Regions from separate parts of the Homo sapiens genome. Here region 1 is linked to region 2. A link is an interaction called in ENCODE POLR2A ChIA-PET data of the cell type or tissue named here. Cell type or tissue: MCF 10A. All regions are shown on one strand.

What was found. Peaks named below come from ENCODE experiments on the same cell type or tissue, not always from the same donor. Only the 100,000 strongest peaks of a DNase experiment are listed, where the experiment ranks them.
Region 1: POLR2A ChIA-PET joins it to region 2 with 5 read pairs; 6 of 35 experiments call an interaction of 5 or more read pairs at or near these places.

Annotation. Positions count from the first base shown.
Region 1 is chr2:216,361,929-216,364,428 of GRCh38, reverse strand. All of the region lies in intron 1 of MARCHF4 (membrane associated ring-CH-type finger 4), which reads left to right. Among named protein-coding and RNA genes, the nearest start is that of MARCHF4, 9.3 kb to the left of the region's middle. In MCF 10A, no CTCF peak of the experiment used is centred here; a DNase peak (open chromatin) is centred at 1,488.
Region 2 is chr2:216,188,096-216,190,595 of GRCh38, reverse strand. It overlaps XRCC5 (X-ray repair cross complementing 5), which reads right to left. Exons shown (of 21, transcript NM_021141.4): 17 at 262-371. Among named protein-coding and RNA genes, the nearest start is that of LINC01963, 28 kb to the left of the region's middle. In MCF 10A, no CTCF peak of the experiment used is centred here; a DNase peak (open chromatin) is centred at 1,445.

The DNA.
Region 1 (2,500 bases), 170 kb before region 2:
TTCTCTTGCCTGGGTCTAAGGGGAGCACTGCAAAGGGACTATAAGATCCCTGGAAGAAGTGAACTGTGTGTGTTCATTCATTGTTAGATCATTGGCTCTCAACCCAGTACCTGGCACCCGCTTCATGCTCTATGAGTATTTCTTGAAAGGACAACCTCTGGAGCTCATCTAGTGGGCAGCTTCATAGGTAGGAGAACTGGGGAAAAGAGAACATTTAGGAAAAAAGCGGTGTCAAATGCCAAAGGTGTGCTCTGCAGAAGAAAGGGTCCACAGGGCAGTACCTTCGATAGTGATAGAATTTCCAGGGAAGTAAACTTGGGTTTCACTATTATACAAACTTTCTATCAAAGCTGTCCCAAGATCTTATAGGCTACCTTAGAAGGAGGATCTTATGGGGACTGGAGACTAGATAATCCTCAAGATCCTTTCTGAGCTCGGGAGTTGGAATTCATAAATAAGGTCACTTTGGGGTCCAGGAGATTTTTAATCTGAGCAAAAAGGGATGATCCCCTCAGCCTCTCCAATTCAAGGGGTCATCTCATCTCAGGACATCCAGGCCCAGTAAACATGTTACATGGCATATACAAATATATCTTCAGCAAAGATTGGAGAGAACAGTCTCTGTCCTGTGTTCATAGAAATCCTAAGGTGTTGCCAGCCACATTGTTGCTGCAATTGTAAATTTTCACCATGCACACACCATGATGGGAGAGCAAGCCCTTCATGGCCAATAGGCAACAGACACCATTATGGACCCAAGGATACAAAACCATCCTGGGAAAGGGGGAGCACAGTTACCTCCAAGAGTTTTGAGCTTTCAGTTCCTACTTCTGTCAGTCCTGATCCTACTTAAATTGGAAGCTCCAAGAACCTTTTCTTCACTCAAGGCTCTTACCAAAGCTCTAATTCTCTATTGGGAGATAAGGTAAGGATGTTAAAACCCCACCACAGGGTTACAGGCTCTTTCACAGGTATAGCTATCTTACATGTACAAACTTGCTCACGCATAAGCACGGATACAACATTGAATGCATCTGTCTCACTTTCACGGGCAGAACTGGGAATGAGAGGAGGGGAGATGCCTGTGTTTTGACAGTTGTGAAGCAGTTCTCTAATCAATTGTTTGTGAGGTTCTCTACACAGTGTTGTTTGTAGTAATCCTTCACTTACCAGTATCAGCTTGGGGTGAGCTGACCAATTTATTGGATGTGGCTTCTAGCTGAGGCCCCCATTGAGAAAGTTACTTAAGGCTAGCAGGGCAGGAAGTTATGAAATATGGATTTCAGAAGAGGCTGGGAGAGAAAAAGGAGAGATACTGGGACTCTCTCTTTCTCCTCTCTTTCTGCCCCCTTTTCCAGCTGGTATGCTGGAAAAGCCCAGCTGTGGCCTGTGAGATGGGGGAGGGAGAGGAGGTTGGAGGGAGAGGAGACACTTAAAGGAGTGTGGGAATGAGCGAGCTGCTGCTTGTTTGCTGGGAAGGAAGCCAAGTTGGAAGTGAGCCTGGATGTAAAGGAGCTGGCAAGAAAATACTGTATGGCCCAAGCTGCATACCATCCCCCTCCTGAGATGCATCAGGTATAAGCCAGAGTTTACATGTGCATATAGTACACATTTGATACCTCCTTCTGTGTATGGTAAAAGCAAAGGTGAGGTGTACCCAGGGCTGACTGTCTCATGACGAAATAGCACAATTGAGTAAGTTACAATTTGAAATCCAGGTAGATGCAAATTGTCAGGGAAAGAAAGGGGGGAGTTTCCAAATATAGGTTCTATCCAACTCTGTAATCCAAGAATGACCTCATGCCCCACAAGGGGGACACAAGGGCCCCAGTCCTGAACCCAGCGAATTGTACTCATGAGGATTTTTGCAGGACCTGTCCATAGAGGGGTTGAGAAGGACAGATCAAATTATTTTTCTCCTTCATGGAAAGATTGTTTTGGATGTGATTGAATAGAATCAACATCAATGTCTGAAAGAACCCTCTTGAAGCCACCCCAGTGGCTAGCATAGGGCTCTGCATACAGTAGGTACTCATTATTTGCTAATCGTTTCCCCTGCTACTTGCACATGTTCATTCCAGATTAATAGTGCTATCTTTGGTCCCTAGTATATGTGTGGTAGAAGACATATTTGTGTGTGTGTGTATAAACGAAAAGGCCAAGCAATGAGGGTATGGATGACCCCTTGCAATCTCATCCAACCTCATTTTCTGTTTCTATAATGAGAAATAGCAATGATTCTTGTCCTGGTAATCATAGTGATCATTATCTTGGCTTGAGACCATTTGGCCAGCATGCATTTCCTTATACTATTGCAGAATGATGGGAAGAACATGGGCTTTGAAGTCCAAAATACATGGATTTCATTCCCATTTGGGGCCCTTCCCAGCAGAGTGGTCTTGGGCAACTTATTTAACCTCCCTGGACCTAGATTTTATTGTTTATAAAACAGAGATAAAATACTGAATTTGAACATTTGTAAGGAATTGACATGATGCAT
Region 2 (2,500 bases):
GCAAAGGCCAGGTCTTCAGTACAATAAAAAGCCAACTTTCAGGGATAAAACACCCTACCTACTCATCTTTATCCCATCTCAGAAATGACAGTGATAGTAACATGAATTTAAGTCATTTTTAGCTCCACTGGCATACACTGCTATTCATATTGAGAATGATAATTTCCACGGCCCAGACTCATTTCCAGGATGCTGTATGCCTCTTTCCCTGTGATAGTCGCCAACTGTTTAGGAAGAAAAGAGATGCTAGGATAGCATTACCTTAATGGCTTCTTCCCGGAAGGCTCGGATGCAGTCTATGCTCTTCATAAAATACGGTGTTTCATTAGTATCCAAAAACTGTTCGATGTGATTTATGAGCTGGTTACTCGCTAAAACATAAGACAACAAATTTTCTTAGATTTGAGTGATGCCTGAGAGAGGGTATGCTTCTGTGTTTGTGCCTATAAGTATGTATTATAGTTCACAAGCCTCATGGTCAGCAAGCACAATTGCCATACTTCTTTTAGGGGAGAGATGAGATGCAAAATTCTGATTTCAAAACTCTGTATTTGCAAAGTCTGAATGATACCTATTGATATTTGTCAAGAAATTAATTTCTAAAATGCTGAGAATTATAGTTGAAATATTCCTTTTTGGGATGTCAGAACCTAGGTTGTAGTTATTTTTAAAACTGCTGTTGTTGTTATTTTATTTTCCCCCAGAATTTAGGGGCCATTTGGATAATTCAAAACTGCCTTTCCTATTGTATTCACAGAAAACAGATCCTCTAGTCCCTCCCCTAATTCTACTCAGGATAATTGTCGAACAGTGCTGGGCAGTGAAAAATAATGAGCCAGGGACACCCCATCTTCTACCAATCCAAGGTTAAATTAGAAAAGATCAGCCCTAGTCTTAACAAAATATCCCTTTCGAATGAGAAATCATTGCTATCTACCTTATGCCCTTAGCTGGACCTGAATATTCTCCCTATTGCTCACTACTCCAAAAGCCACAAATACTTAATAAACAGTAACTGTCAGCAAGCAATGTCATAAATGCTACAGAAAGAGAAAATGCATTCATAGTGTTATCATTTCCAAAGTAGATTACACCTTACAAAGAAACAAAAAATTCTTCAGTATGAATAAAAAGCAGAGGAAAAAGGAAATCTAAAAGTCATGAGGAAACTTAATGCTGTGCAGATCAAAACTGACCCTTAAGATCTGTGTGTGGAAGAACAAATCAGGGAGATGTGGGTAATCATGCCTAAAGGCTCCTCTCCCTTGTCCCCTGAAACCATTCACTAGCTGTGGCTGTTTGGCAATTTATGCTGAATGTTCAAGATATTCTATGACTGCCTGTTTCCCCAAATCACAGCCTCCTGTGAGCATTCTAGCAGCTACCTGTGTATGCACAATGCTAAAGAAAACTACTTTCAAGCTTTACCAATAAAGGCCCCAGGCCACTAACTCTGTGAATCACAGTGACCTGAACATTACTCAATGCCTTCCTTATTAAAAACATGAAATCGGTGCTAAGAATCTACTTATTTCCTAAGGACCATACAGCATGTGGAAAGGATTAAAAAACTGGATGAAGTATTTTTTAATACAGCAATTTTCTAACAAGGGAAAAATATCCCCAGTAACCGTTTCATCCCTTCTACCAACTCGGAGATTATGATCTCCATTATAAGAAAGCACTTAACAAACTTGAGGGATTAAAGAAACATTTCCCTGCAATTTCAAAAATCTTTACCAACGTATCCCGCAGCAGTGAATTAATATCCAATTACAATTCAAAATAGAGAGAGAATGTTCAGATGAACCTTTTTAAACAAGGTAAATAATACAACCCTGATTAGTAGGCAGAGCAGAAAACCATCAACAAAAGCTCAAAGCAAACAGAAGTTATCTCCCCTTTTCAGCTTGAAAAGCAAAGTAACAGAAATGTTTGATAACAGAAAGCGGTGTACTTTCCCAGATCATCTGATACAAAGTTCACTCGAGGTTACATATTTGGGCACAAATAAAAACCTTTACAGGCCAAGGGCAATAATCCTAGAGACTCTAAATTCTCCATTTCTTTTGAAATGAGAATAGGAAATCTTAGGAAGCTATAATATAAATGTTTCTCTTTGTTTGATAGTATATACTTATTGTGCAACTACTATGTAGAAGATACTATGTTATGTTCTGTGGGAGACAGAATTAAGTTGAAGACAAGGCCCTTGCCTTTGAGGAGTTTGCAGTTGAATAGGGAATATAATGCATATACATAAAATTAACACTGGGAAATAATGTGAAGAGGGCTATGAGTTTTAAGGAAATATATTAATTGGTTTGAATTTTTAAAAAATCTTTGGTGATTACAGAAAGCTTCACAAATCAACATGGCTTTTTAGCTAGGCAATGAAAAACAGAATTTGGCAATTACACAGCAGGAAACACAATTAGCCTAAGTATGAAGAAGAAAGCACAAGCTGTGTTTGGAGAAAAGCAAATGGCCTCATACATGG